Linked DNA regions of Homo sapiens: region 1 is linked to region 2. A link is a loop called in an ENCODE intact Hi-C map of the cell type or tissue named here. Cell type or tissue: GM12878. All regions are shown on one strand. Links, peaks and the distances in the headings refer to the core of each region. The heading gives the core; the rest is flanking DNA.

Region 1 (5,402 bases), core at 298-5,297, 80 kb before region 2:
CTAGGTGAAGATTTTTTGTCTACGACCTCAAAACCACAGGCAATAGATAAATGGGACCATATTAAGCTAAAAAAGTCTGCACAGCAGAAGAAACAATCAACAGAGTGAAATGACTACCTCTTGAATGAGAGAAACTATTTGCAAATTGCTTATCTGACAGAGGACTAACATGCTGAATTTACAAGGATCTCAAACAACTAAACAACAAAAAAGACAAATAATTCCATTAATAAATGGGCAAATAGCATGAGTAGACATTTCTGAAAAGAATACTTACAAATGGCCAATATGTGTATATGAAGGTTTTCTCAACACCACTAATCACTGCGGAAATGCAAATTTAATAAAACTAATAAAATATAATTTCTCCCCAATCAGAATAGCTATTTGTAAATATATATTAAAAAAAACAGATGCTGGTTAGGATGCAGAGAAAAGAGAAATCTTACACACTGTTGGGGGCAATGTGTAACCATTTTGAAAAAAAGTATGAAGATTTTCCAAAAAACTAAAACTAGAACTACCATTTGATCCCCAGCAATCTCACTACTGGGTATCTATCCAAAATAAATATATAAAAATAATACCTGTGCTCATATGTTTATTGCAGCACTATTCACAATAGCAAAGATAATGCAATCAACCCAAGTGTCCATCAACAGATAAACTGATAAAGAAAACGTTGTTTGTGTATGTGTATATAATAGAAAAATGGATAAAGAAAATATATGTGTATATGTGAATATATATGTACAGTGTATAGTGTGTGTGTATATGGGTGTGTGTATACATATACACACACACATATATACACACACATATGTATGGTGTGTGTAATACTATTTGACCATAACAAATAAAATCATGTCATTCCCAGCAACATGGATGGAATTGAAGGACATTATGTTAAGATAAGCCAGGCAAAGAAAGACTAATACCTCATATTCTCACTCATAAGTGGAGGCTAAAATATCTAGAATGTTTTACAAGTGCTGATAATTACCTACTTGACTATCAAAGCAGAAATTAACTTAACTTGAATGACCTGCCATACTACGCTATTATATATAGAGATAGAACTCTAAGATTAAAACCCAACTAAATGTTGATATAATCTTATCACCTAAACTATAATTAAGTGAAGGTTGAATCATGACCCAAGATTTTTAGCAGTATATAAAGATAATTGAAATAGATATCATTATTCCTGCATTTGATGAAAATCATAGAAAGTTTGAGTTTATAACAAAATAATCATACGTGAATTAACTATTTACAGTTAAAATTGAGCTAGTAGCTATGGGTAGACACAAGCTGAATATAGTAGAACACTACTGATCCTTACATGAATTGTAGCATTCTTTACCAATTTTTGGCTTGTTGTCACTTTAGCTTTTTATAAACTCAGCTTCATTTAGTAATCCTCTTAATCCTCTTCATATTTTCTGCTTTCATACTTGTCATATGACTACTTTTCTTCACTGATAACTTTTTTAAAATCATTTTCTTACCTATCCATGTCATTTTTATTTCAGTTCTTAAGCTTATTTCATAGTTGACTTCATTTTCTGTCTACAAAATATTCTCCTTAACATATATTGAACTATGATATTCATAAAAAAATTATGTGCTAACACTAAAAAGAATGAAGACCTTTGCTATAATGCCAGAGCTTTGAAGAAAAGATTATGCTCTCTTTCAAATATGTACCATTTCTAATGTCTGATAATTAAATCTGTGCAACAAATAACTGAGATGACCTTAGGAAGTAGTGATATTCATTAAAAAATTATCTGGAAATTTGCTAGATAACTATTTACCACAGCTGTGAGTATATGTGCAGATGTATAGAGTCCACCCTCAATGCGGGGTTCAGGTAAAGTAACATAAAAGTCTCTTATGGCCCTGACATTTTGACATATTTTAGCTACCTGTATGTAATAATGAAAATGTTTGACTCCCCACCATACTTTATTAAATACGAACCATATCATTATTTTGTGGTCTGTTGTATTTACTGCAAAATATTTTTTATCCCTCTACCATATAATATTTTCTTTATACATTTAATACTTGGGCAAAATCGAAGCTTTCTAATTCACGTTATTAAATGGACTTTTTAATGTCATCAAAACTCACTATGGCATAAAACTGTACTATACTTAATTCTTAATTACTGTTAATTATACTAGATGTAATTCCATTCAAAGGCTTAATGTTATATGTCAAAATCACAGCAATCAGCATAGTTAACATAGATTCTCTGTTATCTCAATTTTATCGCTATAAAATCAAAAGAGTAACTATCTTTGCTGCGAGTGTTAAATAAATTGCCAAATATGACAATTATGTCAAAGGGTAGGAGGGGAATAAATCTCTAAAGGAGTGAAGTCCAAAGAGTGAGCCACTTGGGGTTTAAGTGTCCAGGTGATGAAAGATAACACATAAAATATCATTTTAGCACCTTTAAATTATACTAAATGGAAAGCATTGAGAATGGCAAAAAATAAAAAGACATGAATGAGGGGACGAGGATACAGAGATGTAAAAAATGGAGTAACATTTAAGGCCCTTGCAAAGTTTACTAACTCTTGTCATTTCCTGTGCATTTTAACTCTACAACACCAGGAGTGATTATTTTAGAACTTAGACATAAGTACTACACACATATATACCTAAACATTTTGTATGTCATCATATCTCCTGCTGAACGATTAACAATATATATATATATAATTTTCTGTCTCATCAACATTTGCGTGTGTAAAACAATTCCATTAGCAACATCTTTTGTAATAAGAAATAATGACTAAATTTGACAGTCATATCAGCTAGATATTAATTTCTAAAGTTAGAGTAAGAGGTGTAATTGAAATGAATTACTGGCAGCTTTGAATTTACTGATACAGGAAAGAATCTCTCCATTAAACTTGAGAATAACCACTGTGGCTTCACTGAACAATTTGCTAAAGCATATTGCAGTGCATTGGATATTTTCTTTTCACCCAGTTTTTCCATTGCCTGGGGTGGTTTCCATCTTCTCTACTTAGTGATTCCCGAACCAGTGTAAAAATCACTATTGTCCTGAAAATCAAAAAATCCTCTAGAGATCACTCAATAGCCATTTTATCCTGTTCCAGTGGTAACAATCTTTTTCTACTGCTATATCACTTATTTGCATAATAATTATTTGTTTATATTTCTATCTCCCAACTAGAATATAAGCCCCTCAAAGTCAGGCTCATCTTTGTCTGCCAGAACAGGCATAGTGCCTGATACACAGTGGCACCCAAATGCAGAAACAGAATTTTGCATTCTTCTGAATTGGTTGAAATTCTAGTCCTCCATTTTACTTGTTAAACATTACGCATGTTACTTTTTGTTTGTAAGTGCAGCTAAAACATAAAATTTCTGTGTAGTAAAATCTGTTTAAGTAGTAGTTCTTTCTGAAAGAAGTTATGATAGAAGAGGAAAGAGCTGTGGATGTTAATATAAAACAAAATTAAATCCTAAATTAAAAAGGTCTCAGGAAGAAACTTTTAAGATTAGACAATAAAAATGTCTTTAAGAATTCCAATCCCATTTTCTTGTTCAATATGAGGACTTGCATATATATTTATAACTTGCAACAATCCTTTTATGTTTTCTGTTACCAATATATTTGTACCTTTTTTACTGCATTCATAATAAAGAAATCTCTCAACACTTCAAAAATTATTATTACACAGGCTATCACCTTTAACTTTTAATACTCTAAACTTTACCTCTGAAGCCCTTATTCACAAATTTTTAATTTAGTTGTCTGGAATAATAAACGATAATAAAATTTTCATTCATTTTTCCAAAGATATATGTACTGTATGTTTCCTTTGTTATCCAGATGTTTCCAAATTTAGGTAAAATGAATTTATGGATTCAATAGATTCTTTATCTTAAAACAGCATGTGTATGTAATTTTTAATCATTTTACAATAGATATATTAATGAATAAAACATTTTCATTGACAGATGAGTGGATAAAGGAAATGTAGTATATACATACAATAAAACGTACTATTCAGCTTTAAAAAGAAGGAAATTCTGCCATATATGACAACATGTGTGAACCTGGAGGACATTATGCTGACTGAAACAAGTCAGGCACAAAAAGACAAATACTATTTGATTCCACTTATGTGATAAGGAATGACTGTTACTTAAAATATAAACTCATAAAAACAGAGAGAAGAAAAGTGATTTATACCCGTTTGAGTATAAAATTTCAGTTACGCAAGAAGAAGAAATTCTAGTGATCTGCTTTACAATATTGTGCCAATATTTAACAATACTGTGTGCTATCCACTAGAAAATTAGTAAAGAGGCTAGATTTTGTGTTGTGTTCTTACTATAATAATAATAATACAAAGGAACAAACTATTTTGTTTTTAATTGTATAACATAGAAGAAAATTAAAATGAAATATATGAGCCCATATAATTTAGTATGAAGATAAAAAAAAAAGTTCAGGAACAGAATACTCTATTTTCTCCTGTGAACAGATATTATTGTTTTCCTTGCAATTAATGCTCTTTGTATTATTTTCATCTATTTAGCTATTCTCTATCTTCTATCTACCTATTATCCATCCATCTATCCATCCATTCATCCAACCATCCATCCATCCATTCATCCATCTATCCATCTTTCTATATGCTCCATTTTTGTCTGTAGTCTGTAAAGTTTCAATATTAAAATATTAAGAACAGTACTTTCTTCTTAAAATTACATTATGGATTTAAATAACTTTGTTTTTTAAAATAAGATTTATCCCATGATATATTAATCATTTAAAAAAGGATGTTTGTTAGTTTAAGATTTCTTTTAAACTATAACTGTGAATAGCTGCACAGAAACACATCAGCTATTTAATATTTATATATGTATAAATAAAACTATTTTTTCACAAAAATAAATTATGCAATACATATATTGATATCTAAAACATTATTTTTGAAAGTAGACCATTTATATTTTATTGCTAGATGTAACACCTTTATACTATGTAATTTTGCAACACACTATCGAGCCCTCTGGTTTACGTATCTGAAACTTTATTCCTATTATCTGACTGTTTTCTTGATAAAGTTTGAAATCAGAAATTCATACAACTAACATAACAATCATTATCATCATTTTTGACACCCTACAGAATTCCAGTAGCAGATTCTAAAGTTGCTTGGAGTTTAGGAATCTTATGAAGAGTAAAGAAAAATTCAGCTGATTACTAGCACAATGCAGTAGTTGTTTGCCCAGACTGATTTTCATTAGAGAGAAAAAGATCTATTTCTTAGAGGCAGGGTAGACTCTAATTTTTATGCTTAATTCCAGTCTTTATATGTCATTTAATTAATAAAGAGCCATGG
Region 2 (5,402 bases), core at 202-5,201:
TGTCCAACTTATCATCTAGTATTCTCAATAGTAAGCCCAAATTATCTGTTATATGTTATTCAGGTTTATGTAATTATGTAAGTTTATTTTTAATTTTAATTTAATTATCTCACCATGTTTATGTACAGATTATTTTCAATATTTTAAAAATATTTATCATGAGTTGCCTTTCCATGTTATTTAAATGTATTTTCTAATGGGATGTCATTGTTTTTAGTTCACATTCATTACAACCTGAAAATTTAAAGCTTATTGCTTCTTGTTATATTTAGTACAATCTTCCCCATAAATGGGACACTGTTATGCAATTGTTTTTAATGTAAAAATCCAGAATTATTATGAGGTTATACTTTATCTTGCATGACAGTGAGTGGAAGATTATATAACTTCCATTTGCTTTAAGAAGAACCCTGGCTAGCTGACACAGCTGTTACGATAATGGTAATTTGGTGCTGAATGAGAAAGACGCTATCCTGGGAGAGAATTTCCATAACTATTGCATCTAATATCAGAAAAGAAGTAATTTCCTCCCGTACTGCATCCAAAATATTCTGTGAGTTCAGGGACAAGAAAATGGCGTGTTTAAAATCTATATACCCACCATTAGCTTCTACCATTCCTTTGTTCATCTAATGCATTTTTGACATATTTCAATGACAAAAAAAATTGAAGAAATGTATAGAAATGCAAATCCATACCTTTCTAATTCCATCTATTAGAAATGATTTACATCCAATCACACACACACACATACACATACACACACACACACACACGCACACACGTAGTGTCATGGATACCTCAGAAAGTTTATTTGAGGATAGAATTAATTTTCTATAGATTTAGTTAAAGACCCTTTCAATAATAATATGGTTGGCTTATTGCCAAGTTTGTTTGGAAGAGTGTGAATGTACTACAGAGACATAATTATCTCTGTAGTTACCATTTATTAAAGAACAATTTAGAAGAATATAAATCAGCTACTGAATTGAAATTGTGGAAAGTGTTTGTAAGCTCCTTGGAATCTGGGACTACCTAGGTATATTCTCTTTTCTCTCTTTTTAATTAGTTTTACAGCATAAGTTCAGACAAGATTAACACTCACAAGAAAATAAAGATATGCATTAAGAAATATATATATATTATAGCAATACAATATGTTGAAATATAGTACAGAAACTTTTCTGTATTTTTGCTTTGGGTTGTAATTTTTGAAAATACATTTTTTTTAATATATAAAAAATGTATTGAAAGTTTGTTTCCCTCTGGTGTATTGTCCATGCAGTACTCTGTATATGAACTCAATCACTGGTTTCAGAGTAATCTCCCCACAAATACCATCTATGAGTTGGAAAAATACAAAACAGTTTTGAAAACACCACATAGTATTCTAAGGCAGTCAAGATTTGAAGGACAAAGATCTTGGAGATAAATGCTCACTGATGCAAGCCAAACTTCTCTGCAGCTTTTTTTCCAGAGAGTATTTGCTGGTTCACACAAGAGCAATAAGGACTTAGTAGAAAAAAGCATATATTATTTAATGCATTTCACTGAATTTAGAAGTGAAATATAAGGGAGTTTGGGTCTATAGAGGCAAAAATGATTTCGGAGAAAAGAATCCCAAAGAACAAAAGGACATTAAGAAGTAAACCCAACATTCTGCAGGAATTTCTCCTTGGGGCATATAGTAAATAATATGCTAAACATAAATGGACCAACTGCAGAGAAAGCAAGCAGAATACACCTGCTAACTAAAAATAACAAGTATAGATCTCAACATTCTTACAGTACAGAGAAGAAAACAATTTGAGTTCAAAGACTGCAAGTAGGAAGCAGCCCAGTAAACACTTCAGGGTTTCAAATGGATATCTCTGAGGTAATTGGAGATGACCTAGAAATAAAGGAAAAATTATTAATAGCCTCAAAGTATTTTTTTATTATCTTGCAGTCTTCTGCCAAAATAAATAAATAAATAAATAAATAATAAATACATCCTCTGTGATGGAAGACTACTTTATCCAGAGTGACTACAATTTGTCTTATACAAACTCATACATTTAACAACAAAATAATTTGCCATGTTTACCAGGAAGCAGAACATAGAAACAAATAATTAGAATTATATAAAAGTCAATAGAAAAAGATTTATAAGTAATAAAAATTATTAGAAAAAATATTAAAACAACTATGGCTAAGAGTTTTTAAAAAGGGGACAAACTTTTTTAAAATTCTATTTTAGGCCGGGCGCAGTGGCTCAGGCCTGTAATCCCAGCATTTTGGGAGGCCGAGGCGGGCGGATCACAAGGTCAGAAGATCGAGACCATCTTGGCTAACACGGTGAAACCCCGGCTCTACTAAAAATACAAAAATTAGCCGGGCGTGGCGGCGTGCACCTGTAGTCCCAGCTGCTGGGGAGGCTGAGGCAGGAGAATGGCGTGAACCCGGGAGGCAGAGCTTGCAGTGAGCCGAGATCCCGCCACTGCACTCCAGCCTGGGCGACAGAGCCAGACTCCATCTCACACAAAAAAAATAAAATAAAATAAAATAAAAAATAAAATTAAAAAAATTCTATTTTAGGATCCAGGGTAAATGTGCAGGTTTGTTATATAGGTAAAATGCGTGTCACGGGGGTTTGGCATACAGATTTTATTGTTACCCAGGTAATAAGCATAGTACCCAAGTTGGTAATTTTTCTATCCTCACCCTCTTCTGAATCTCCACTCTCAAGCAGGCCACGTTTTCTGTTGTTCCCTTCTTTGTGTTCATATGTACTCAGTATTTAGTTCCCACTTCTAAGTGAGAACATGCAGTATTTTGTTTTCTGTTCCTGTGTTAGTTCACTTAGGATAATGACCTCCAGTTCCATCCATGTTACTGCAAAGGGCATGATCTCATTATTTTTATGGCTCCATGTTATTCCAGGGTGTATATGAACCACTCTTTATTCAGTCCACCATTGATGGGCACTTAGGTTAATTCCATGTCTTTGTTATTGTGAATAATGCTGTGATGAACATACATTCACATAAGTTTTTATGACAGAATAATTTATATTCCTTTTGGTATATATCCAATAATGGAATTGTCAAAGCAAGTGGCAATTCTGCTTTGAGATCTTTGAGGAATTACCAAACTGCTTTCCACAGTGGTTGAACAAATTTACATTCTCACCAGCAGTATATAAGTGTTCCCTTTTCTCTGCACCCTTGTCACCATTTGTCATTTTTTGACTTTTTAGTGATAGCCATTCTGACTGATGTGGCATGGTATCTCACTGTGGTTTTGATTTGCATTTCTCTTTATTAGTGATGTTGAGCACTTTTTATATGCTTGTTGGAGGGCTGTATATATTCTTCTGAGAAGTGTCTGTTCATGTCCTTTGCCTGCTTTATAATTGGGTTTTTTGTTTTTTGCTTGTAGATATGTTAAAGTTCCAGATTCTAGATATTAGCCATTGTTGGGTGCATCTCTTACAAAAATTTTCTTTCATTCTGTAGGGTGTCTGTTTATTGATAGTTTCTTTTGCTGTGCAGAAGCTCTTTAGTTAAATTAGGTCCCATTAGTCAATTTTTTTTGTTGTAATTGCTTTTGGCATCTTCATCACGAAATCTTTGCCAGGGCCTATGTACAGAATGGCGCTTACTAGATTATCTTACAGAGTTTTTAGAGTTGTTTTAGCTTTTACACTTAAGTCTTGAATCCATCTTCAGTTGATTCTAAGGAATGGGTCCAGTTTCAGTCTTCTGTATATGGCTAGCCTATTATCCCTGCACCAGAACAGAATGGAGAACTCAGAAATAATGCCATACACTTACAACCATCTGATCTTCAACAAAATCGACAAAAATAAGCATTTGCTGTTCACAAAAAAAAAAAACACATATTTTAAAGCTGTGGAACATTTAACTTTCCTAGAAAAAGGATAAAAAATAGTGTTCTACTCAAATTTCAACCAAAAGAAAGTTGCTGATGCCATATAAAAACTATACTTTAAGAATAGAAATACTAGAAGAGATGAAGAGGGCTACTTCACAATTATAAATAATCCAATTTAACAGGAAAATGTAATCATCCTAAAAGTTAATTACCATGTGACATATTTGTAACATATGTGTAGCAAAACCTAAGTAATATTTATGTAACTAGCATAAAACATACACTACCACATATGTACCTAGTAACATTACCAAACTATTTGTATAGGTTGAGAAAACTAAAATAAAATATAGAAGAATTTACAATTACAGCTAGAGATTTTAACAAACCATGTAAGTAATAGCTGGAATACACACACACACACACACACACACACACACACACAAACTCACAGGCAGAATTGGTAAGTATATAAACATTTTGAACAATACAATTTGAATTTAACCAAACTGAAACCCAAACTGTGACAAATATTCATTTCAAATTAGCAAGGAGTTCTCACCAAAATTTACAGAATACCTAAGGGCACTAAACAGACTGAGAAATCTTAATTACAGACATAAAACATCTTTGATAAAAAAGAGATTGACAGATGGCTTGACACATGACTTAAAGCAGAGAGAAGGTACCATCCTCAGGGAGCCAAACTGGGCCCTACTTAAGGACTATTCCCCATTTCTTGAGATCTGGAGATATATGTGTGACTGAATTCCAGAGTTGTTGTGGACCAGTAACTGCTATATGCTCTCATTCCTCTCTGTTTTGAATGAGAGTGAATCCTGCTGTTATCTTGTCCCTGTTTCACACTTGTAGTTTGGGAATTCAGAGGTATTAGTTCATAGGTCTCAGTTAAGAGGGTTCCCTGAGAAGCTACAAATGAGTGGGACTTGATCTGCCTCATACACACTTGGGAGTGATTTAGATAACAGGATACTAAAACCTAAGCATGATTCTGATGTAGTAATGTGATTAGAATTTTGGAGTAGACAGTGAGTATATGGGCATATGGGAAAAATATAAATATTTGTGTCCAGGATGCAAGTGTTTTAGATTGAAAATTGCATATAGTATTAATTCAGAGGTGTGAGTGTTAATTTGAAAATATATATTGTAATACTAGAGCAACAATTAAAAAATTAAACATAGAGCCGTAGTTAAAAACGTCAATGAGAATAAAATAATTTTTTTAAAAAAACAACAAAAAATTTACACCAAAAATTCAGGACAAGAGAAAGACAAAAACAAACAACACATGACAAAATTTAAAAAAAAAATTGAAGAGATGGAATCAAGCCCACCATTATCAATAACTACATTAAAAATAAGTTGAATAAGGATATGAACAGACACTTTTCAAAAGAAGACATATATATGGCCAACAAGCATATGAAAAAGAAAGCTCAATATCATCAATCATTAGAGAAATGCAAAGCAAAACCGCAATGAGATATCATCACACACTAGTC

Evidence for each region. A loop is a pair of places that touch in the nucleus more often than their neighbours do. Peaks named below come from ENCODE experiments on the same cell type or tissue, not always from the same donor. Only the 100,000 strongest peaks of a DNase experiment are listed, where the experiment ranks them.
Region 1: a loop joins it to region 2, with 2.0 times the contacts of the local background. A loop is called at or near these places in 1 of 110 quality-filtered maps.

Annotation. Positions count from the first base shown.
Region 1 is chr6:66,000,270-66,005,671 of GRCh38, reverse strand. No RefSeq gene overlaps it. Among named protein-coding and RNA genes, the nearest start is that of EYS, 300 kb to the right of the region's middle. In GM12878, for the core only: no CTCF peak of the experiment used is centred there; no DNase peak of the experiment used is centred there.
Region 2 is chr6:65,920,094-65,925,495 of GRCh38, reverse strand. No RefSeq gene overlaps it. Among named protein-coding and RNA genes, the nearest start is that of EYS, 220 kb to the right of the region's middle. In GM12878, for the core only: no CTCF peak of the experiment used is centred there; a DNase peak (open chromatin) is centred at 3,275.